3 separate regions of the Homo sapiens genome follow, and all the other regions are linked to region 2. The links are chromatin contacts, found by Hi-C or POLR2A ChIA-PET in ENCODE. All regions are on one chromosome and are shown on one strand. Each heading gives the region's core, a stretch centred on a gene start or an enhancer-like site at or near the end of the contact. The rest is flanking DNA. Distances are from core to core; before and after follow the strand shown. Region 1 holds the start of RBMS2 (RNA binding motif single stranded interacting protein 2). Region 2 holds the start of NAB2 (NGFI-A binding protein 2). Region 3 holds the start of CTDSP2 (CTD small phosphatase 2).

Region 1 (2,700 bases), core at 36-2,535, 570 kb after region 2:
CCCACTGCATTGATCAGACACTTGTGTTTAAATCCACCTCTAATGGTCTCATTAGGTACATGAGAAAGCAGCAGGAATCGTTCCTCACCCTCCAACATTCCATTAGATGAGCAAAAGATTCCCTAAATGTCTATGTCACATTTTTTCTTCAAAGAACAGCTACAACACAAAGAGAGGGTAAAGAGTCTTCTTCCTGCTACAGCATGAAATTCCTCCTAATCAGTATGCTGTGCGCCCTGAAATGCCAGAAACTGCCAAATATATTCCTTGTCAAATATGGACAAGATTGTCCATCTCTCCCCATGTGCCCAAGGACAGCACAATTCTCTGGCAGCCATGGGTTAATCATAAAGACTCCTAGGATCACTGCAAAGTCTGGCTATCTGCAGAGGTCCAAGTATCAGTTCAAATACAAGATCCAAAGTATCACAGCGCTCTGTGCCTTAATCCCAAGGTGCGATGTCTCTCAAGACTCCTTCTCTATAGGCTGGGTGGGGTAGGATCTGTAGTCTAGAAGAGTATACCCAGCTCTTGATAAACTGTTGTGGTTTCTCTGACTATCTATGATTTCAGCTATCTAATACTACTGGTGGTATGGGTAGGAGGGAAGGTTGGGGAGAGAATGGAAACAGTTAATCAAAAAATAAAATAATCTTGTGGGGTGGGGTGGACTGGGGGACAGGGTCTGAAATGACATATTATCCTTGTGGAGATTGATACATCAGCAGGAAGTCAAACTAACTTCATTTCATAAGGATACAAACTTGCAAGCTTGATTTGTTTTTAATTCCCCTGTCTTTTCAGGCCTCGCAGAGACTGAAAGTTCCCTGAACTCCAGAACCAGTTGAGGAAAGATGCAGAAAGCAGTAGTGGAAAAGGGAGAAGCGCGGTGAGGAATTAGGAATCTTGAGAGAGGAAGCCCCTTCCCCTCTTTAAAAAGAATGTAAAAACCAAGGGCATTGCAAGATCCCCAGAAAAAGAAGTAGCTAGATACCAAAAAAGCGCTTTTCCCTACCTTCTTGTTGTTTCTATTGTAGCCAAAAGTCGAAATCCCGGGCCTGGAAGTCACGGATAGCAGCATTTTCTCTTTAATGTTAGGGAACGAGCGAGAGAGAGAGAGAGAGAGAAAGGGAGGGGGTAAGAAAGACGGGGAGGGAGGGAGGAGGGGAGCGAGGGAAAGGGGGAGAGGGAGGGAGGAAAAAAGGGAGGGGGAGGAGAAAGGAGGAGAAAAGGAGCAGGAGGAGAGAGATGAAGGGGGGCTGCGGGCAGAGAATGAGCTCGGGCTGCTCCTTTACGTCACTGAGAGAAGTTAACAGAGTCTGAATGAGGCAGAGGCACTTCCACTGGGTCCTAATGCCCAAGATGTTTTTTTTTGTTTGTTTTTCATAGTCTCAGGAGTTAAAGCTAGAAAGAAGAGTTCTTAGGTCTAACCCCTTTCAAATTTATCCCCTTTCCTCTATGAACAAGTTCCGATTCTCATATAAAGACAATGAGGGCTTTATTTCCACCCTTAGATCTCAGCTATAAGATTTCAAGCTTGATTTTAAAGGGGCTCCTGAGACATTGCCTTGGAGAACACGCAAAAAAAAAAAAAAAAAAAAACAGAGTTAGAGTGTGTGAGATAAGCTCAGGGCTTCCCCTACTTTACACTTACAGTGATTTTTTTTTTTTTTTTTTGAGACAGAGTTTTAGTCTGTCACCCAGGCTGAAGTGCAGTGGTGCAATCCCGGATCCGGCTCACTGCAACCTCCACCTTCCGCAATTCTCCTGCCTCAGCCTCTCGAGTAGCTGGGATTACAGGTGACCACCACCACACCCAGCTGATTTTTGTATTTTTTAGTAGGGACGGGGTTTCGCCATCTTGGCCAGGCTGGTCTCGAACTCCTGACCTCAAGTGATCCACCCACTCAACCTCCCAAAGTGCTGGGATTACAGGCATGAGCCACCACCCCTGGCCCATTTATAGTGATCTTAATGTACAAAGGAACAAACAGAGGAACACACCAAAGAGCAGAGCTAAGCAAAACAGAGTATGGGGTATAACTAGTTTCAGATCCTTAGATGTGTTTCTCTTGGGTCATACCAATGGGCTGATGCCCCTCACTCCTATTTCAGATTCTCCGAGGAATGAGTTCATACTTAAGAAGGAATTATCAGACTGGACTATATCATGAAACTTGGTGCCTTGTTATTTCTCTAACAATTGCAGGCTATCTTATTTAACACTTTACCCTGCTATTTCCTCATCTTTAAGATCCATGAAACTGAAACAATTACAGTAACTCACCAAACCTGGAGTTTATGTCTAAATTGAAGTCTACAGTTGGGATGTCTGCTTTGAGTTGTCTTTGAGCTGTTTAAAAAAAAAAAATACTTAAGAAGCATATGCTTCAACAGAATAAAAACACAAAATTCTTAGGAAGGAATACAAATTTCAGAGTCAAGAACCTAATAGAGTTGCAACACTTACCTCTACTAGTTTCCAAAGAATGTCTTTGTAGGCGTAACCTTAACAAGAAAGGAAACCAAAAACTTAAGAATGATATCCAGTAACCCCTACCAATCCAAGTGCAATAGGGATGTTAAATGAAAGCCTTCAAATCCCTTCATAAGGCCACCTTGCTGCCATCCTAAGTAGTTTCTTGAGATATAAATTAACCCTGTCTGTTTTGTGACAACAAATATTAAGCCCAAACCCTC
Region 2 (2,700 bases), core at 7-2,506:
TGAGATTACAGGCGCCCGCCACCATGCCCGGCTAATTTTTGTATTTTTAGTAGAAACGGGGTTTCACCATGTTGGTCAGGCTGGGCTCGAATTCCTGACCTCGTGATCCACCCGCCTCAGCCTCCCAAAGTGCTGGGATTACAGGCCTGAGCCACCGGGCCCGCCCGGCCTGGTTAAGCATTCTTAACGCACGCTTCCTCTCTCCCCTCAGAACCTCTCCACCCTTCCAGGCTGCCCAGTGCTCCTCAGTGGCCCCTCTCCTAGCAGTGACACTCCCCACTTCCTCGGTCAGCCTTTTCCTTCAGCTCAGGGGCCGTGGCAGGGGGAGGGGCGCAATTGTTCTGCTCCGGGGCCGTTCCGCCCACACACACTCCCACAGTGGTAGCGTCTGTAGGCGAAAACCGCCCAGGGGCTCCCGCCTACTCTCCTCTCCCATATTTTCCACCCGCATCTTCAAGTGGAGTGGGGGAGCGGCTCAAGGCCTCTTGATGAAGGGGCTGCACACTGAAACTCCCCTCCCCGCTCTGTGAATAAAGGGACAGATATGGGAAGGAACGCCTAAGGCCTCCCTGCCTCCCTCGTCACCCCCCCTTTCCCCCGCTGATGCTCCTTTAACTCAAAGGCACCGGGGGCCCGCGCGCTCCGTGCCAACGAGGGACTGAGGCAACTGAGCGTCCCCCCACCTTCCGCACTGATGCCAGCTCGAGCTCCAGGGCATCCCCTGGTGCTTGGAGGCTCCCACATTCTTTGCAGGGGGCTCTTAGGCCAGATGGAGCCCACAGAGTAAACCAGGAATGGAGATTTGGGTACTACTCTTTCATATCCAGCTTCATCAGATGCTTGCCTGCTCCCAGGGCCCCCTAATTCGAAGACGCACCCCCTTTTCCATCAGTCTCCACCCCCCACCCCCGTCCTGCTTCCCCACGTCCTCCCCTCGACCTCCGCCCTCTGGACCCCATTCCCAAGTCCAGCTCCACCCATCTCCACTCCCCGCTGCCTCCCTTTGCCCACTAACTTGAGTCTGGGCTGCAGGGTCCGGCGGGCGCTGTCCCCTCCGCCCGGCGGCTGCTCGGCTGTGGGGGAAGGCGCTCTGTGCATGGACGGCCGGAGATCACCCGGGCTGCCCTTCTCGGTGCCCGGCGCTCGGCGCCTGCTGCGTGCTGCCCTCTTCCCCGCGCACGATGCCGTGTCCACCGCTGTCCAGGCTCTGTCCCTCCCTCCACGTCTTCTCTCTCCGAGCCTCCGCGCCTCTGTCTGTGCCTCTGCCCCCCCACCCTCCCCGGCTGCGCTTGCCGCCTCTCCGCGCCTCCGCCCCCGCAGGACGCACAGGGAGCGAGGCCCGGAGCTGCGCTGGCTGCCGGGCTGGCGGGCGGAGGGCGTGGGCAGAGCCGGGGGCGGGGGTGGGGGCGGGGGCCGGGGAGGCGGGCGCTGGGGCCTCTCGGCCGCGGAGACGCCGCGGCTTAGAGACTGGGAGAGGCGGAGACGGGGGGGGAGGGGGTGTGGAGCAGGAGGCGGGGGCGGGGATTCAGAGCCGGGGCGCCGAATTGGGGACCGAGGTGACCGAGGCCCGGCTGTGCAGGGCGGGCTTGGGGACCCAGCGGGCGGGGCGAGGTCGTTCTGTGCCGCCCACGCCGGATGCACAGCCGGCCCTCTTGGCGCCCACGTACCCACGTGAGCGCCCCGCCGGCGACATTCCTTCTCTCCCCCACCCCTCCGAGCTGAGAGAGGAGTTTCACAACCACGCACAAGTACACAAAGACACAGAAGCGCACGGACGTGCACACGCGCCTAAACAACTACGGGGACGCCCGTTGCCCATACTCAGGCCTTGTGGTGCTGGACGTGTGAATGTTAGCAGTGAGCCGGGAAAAGTTAGCGAAGGCTGGGCTGTGCGGCTTCTCCTGTGCGTGCATCTGACTCCCGTATAGTGTGCACTTAAGGCGGGCCTGAGAGCGTGGGGCTCTGCAGGGATCTCCTAGATATCCCCGCGCCCCTCCTCAGCCCCAATGGAATAATCTGAGGGGGTCGCTCTCAGAAACCCAGGCCTCCATGCTAGCCTGGAAAGTTTGGGAAACAGGAATGGGAGGGTTATGCTGCACGCCACCACTTAGGTGCGCGTGTTGATTAGACGCGTCGGCTTTTGTCAGCGCGTAGGTCAGGCAGGGATTCCTCCACTTGTCCTCTGTTTGCTGAGGATGAGGCCCTGCCTGGGAATTTTGTGTGACAAAGACGATACCCTTCCTGGGGCCGTCTATTAGGGACCTCGCCCGAGAGTCTAGTGGAAGATGAGTAAGAGGTCGGGAGCCTACGACGTGACTTCCTGCGGCGGAGCTGGAAGGAGGAGCGCCTTGAAGGAGCTTAGCCCCCGCCTCTGCAACCCACCACCGTCTCCCCCTTTGGTTTCTCCTAGCCCCATCTGGTTCGCATTGCACTCCCGCCCACGGCTGGGAGGGCTGTTGGGGGAGGCGGGGGCTCTAAGGGCCCGGCCCATAGACTCTAAGCCCCAGGGAAAGGAGGGGGGGTGGGGGCCGGGGAAAGCGAGCGGACTGGCCACAGGTGAGGTTTCCCCTAGTCCGGAATCTCAGCCCCGCCCCGCCTCTCTGTCCGCACTTCTGAGGGGCTGGGGTGGGGCATGGCGGGGCGTGGAGGCCGTGGACCGGGGCTGGTTTTACAATGTGGCCTAGCGAGGAGACCTTTCCG
Region 3 (2,700 bases), core at 195-2,694, 760 kb before region 2:
ACAGATGTAGATCACTGGAAAAGACCTGATATTGAGCTGAAACCAGCCTTTCTGGAGCTACCACCGCTGGGGAACAAAAGCACCCACAACCTTGAGCAGAGACTCCAGGAGCTGTAGCCAGCGGAGCGTGCCCCGAGGCCTAAAGAGCAAGTGGGGAAGGCAGCCTGAGTCCACAAAGCTGAAGCTCCTCCGAGAGACCTCCATCCATCTAAAGGAAGCTGGGACTGTGGGGGCAAAAAGAGAGGGGTAGGATGAGGGAGGTAGGGAGGAGGGGCGGAGTCGGGGCCGCCTAAATGGGAGTAAGTCGGTGGGTGTGAGGAAAGCCCAGCACCTCAGGTCTCATTTTCAGTGTTTTGGGGGACACAGTCCCGAGGTCAGTTCCAGCTCTTATACTCTGGAGTCCTAGGTCCGCCCACACGCACACACCCCTTTCGGGATTCGAAGGTTGTACTTTTTTTTTTTTTTTTTTGAGACAGAGTCTCGCTCTGTCGCCCAGGCTGGAGTGCAGTGGCGCGATCTCGGCTACCTGCAATCTCCGCCTCCCGGGTTCAAGCAAGTCTTTGCCTCAGCCTCCCGAGTAGCTGGGATTACAGGCGCCCGCCACCACGCCCGGCTAATTTTTTTGTATTTTTAGTAGAGACGGGGTTTCACCATCTTGGCCAGGCTGGTCTTGAACTCCTGACCTCGTGATCCACCCACCTCGGCCTTCCAAAGTGCTGGGATTACAGGCGTGAGCCACCGCGCCTGGCCTCGACGGTTGTACTTTTATGTGACTTGGTACGTCCTTGATTCTAGGGCTAAGCAGGGGGGTAAGGTAACTTCCGATCCGCCCCATCCCCTGCTGGAGTCAGGTTAGGCTTAGCGGCTTGTCTTGGTCACCCCTGAAGGGGGAAACCTTTCCACCTTCCCCGAGTGCGCCCTCCGAGAAAAGAACACCCCAGCACAGAGCACCAGAACGTGAGCTTCGGAGCGGCCTTTTAAATAGTTGGGAAGGGGGTGTGGCCGAGGAGACTGGGAGGCCGCAGTCTGGCGCGGGGGGAGTGGCCCGGGGGCGTGGCCGTGGCGCCTGGAATGTTGTTAGGTCCTCTCACCGCATAGTAAGGAGGGGCCACGCCCCTTTTCTCCAAGAGAGCCAATCGGAGCACCGGAACGGTTTCAAGTCTCCCCCGCCAGCCTGCCCGCCCGCCACCCCACCCCCCTTGAGGATTCGCTTTTTCCGTAACAAAATAGCAAAGCTCCCGACTGTCCGCAGCCCCGGCCGCTCACAGATGGAGGGTCCCAGGGCCTAGGACGCAGCCCCCAGCGGGAAGCTCCAGCTGGCCGTGAAGAGGCCGAGTCGAGAGCCGGGAGGCGCGCGGGGGTGGGCGCTGCAGCCGCGGGTTGTTTATCTGGAGTACGGAGGGGAGGGGGGAGCCTGGAAACCGCCCCGTGTCCCATTTCCTCCTCTTGTTTTCGCTCCGGATTCTCCATGTTGGACCCAAACTGAGGAGCCCGGAGCTGCCGCTGGGGGATCGGGGCCGGGGGCACCCGGGGGAGCCGCTGCCCGGGCCGCCCGCCCTTTGTACAGGCCGCCTCCCTTCCCGGTCCGGGGAGGAAACGAGAGGGGGGATGTGAACAGCTGTGGAAGTCGGAGTCTCGGGAGCCGGAGCGGGCCCCCGCCCAGGCCCCCCAGCCCAGCCCAGCCCGCGCGCCCGCCCGTCCTCCCGCCCAGCCAGCCCGGGCCCGCGGGATTGTTAGATGGAACACGGCTCCATCATCACCCAGGCGCGGAGGGAAGACGCCCTGGTGCTCACCAAGCAAGGTAGGGGCAGCAACTTCCCAAAACTTTGCGTCGCCCCCGGGCGCGGAGGGGGCTAGCACAGCCCCGAACCCAGGTCTCGGCCCTTGACCTCCAGGGCTTAGAGCCAGCGATCCCGACTGGACCCCTCCGGTCCATCCGCCCCCGCATCCCGGCTGGCACTCAGACCTCCGTGGGGGTTGCACGGGGATCCCGGCGCCCGAGCGGAAAGGGCGTCTTCGGCGCAGCTGTCACCCTGTCCCGCAACCCCTCCCCCTCGGGGCTGAGAGACGGAGGGGTAGCTCTCGAAGCACTGGGCCACTCCGCGTCCACCGCCTCCGGAGTTGGGGGTGGGGTCGTCACTTTCCTTCACCGCCGCGCGCGGCTGCCCCGGGATCGCGGGGAGGGGTTAGGAAGGTGACAGAGGGAGCCCCAGGTGGAACGGAACCGAGACTGGAGTCCAGCACTTGCAGGCCCCCCCAAGCCCGAGGTCGTTCGGGCAGCTAGCTGGCGGTGACGGCGTCCGGCGGGACTTGGGACCAAGTTCACCTCTTGGAGGCGGGGGCGGTCGCGGTGGGGGAGGGGCCCGGGCCCTGGCGCACCAGACGTGGCGGGTTCCCGGCTCAGCGCAGGCCCCGGGACCTTGGCGGCGTCGGGCTCCCTCCCGGCTGCCTCTGACCAGTTTCGCTGAGCAAACAAGCCCGACCCTGAGGCCCGGCCAGAGCCCCTCCCTGCCCGGTGCGCTCCCCCGGGGCCGGCGCTGCACACACAGAGCCGCGTTTGTTTAGCCCGGGAGCGGTGTCCCTGGTTACATAATTCGCCGGATGGCATCAGACCCGGCGTGGTTCTGAATCGCGCAGCGAAAAAGTGCGAGTTCTCTGTGGGCAGCGGCTGGCGGCCCCCGCCTTCCAGAGCGTCAGGTG

The links. A loop is a pair of places that touch in the nucleus more often than their neighbours do. ChIA-PET counts read pairs that join two places held with the same protein, here RNA polymerase II (POLR2A). Pooled maps may share reads with other maps.
Region 1: a loop to region 2 is called in a pooled map, with 3 times the contacts of the local background. The contact joins the promoter of RBMS2 here to the promoter of NAB2 in region 2. A Hi-C loop is called at or near these places in 8 of 50 pooled maps. POLR2A ChIA-PET finds 5 or more read pairs at or near these places in 2 of 52 experiments (AG04450 and MCF 10A).
Region 3: a loop to region 2 is called in a map of CD4-positive, alpha-beta memory T cell, with 10 times the contacts of the local background. The contact joins the promoter of CTDSP2 here to the promoter of NAB2 in region 2. A Hi-C loop is called at or near these places in 1 of 168 maps with a recorded cell type or tissue (CD4-positive, alpha-beta memory T cell) and 13 of 50 pooled maps. POLR2A ChIA-PET finds 5 or more read pairs at or near these places in 1 of 52 experiments (OCI-LY7).

What each region holds. Positions count from the first base shown.
Region 1 is chr12:56,520,405-56,523,104 of GRCh38, reverse strand. RBMS2 (RNA binding motif single stranded interacting protein 2) reads right to left here and starts at 1,285. Exons shown (of 14, transcript NM_002898.4): 1 at 1,016-1,285. The coding sequence starts at 1,081. RefSeq lists an enhancer at 107-850.
Region 2 is chr12:57,087,670-57,090,369 of GRCh38, reverse strand. It overlaps NAB2 (NGFI-A binding protein 2), which reads right to left and starts at 1,256. Exons shown (of 7, transcript NM_005967.4): 1 at 1,016-1,256. The coding sequence starts at 1,098. It also overlaps a transcript of NEMP1 not described here. RefSeq lists silencers at 1,045-1,664, 2,665-2,700 and an enhancer at 1,935-1,984.
Region 3 is chr12:57,845,473-57,848,172 of GRCh38, reverse strand. CTDSP2 (CTD small phosphatase 2) reads left to right here and starts at 1,444. Exons shown (of 8, transcript NM_005730.4): 1 at 1,444-1,801. The coding sequence starts at 1,738. RefSeq lists silencers at 963-1,142, 1,213-1,292, 1,303-1,732, 2,323-2,622.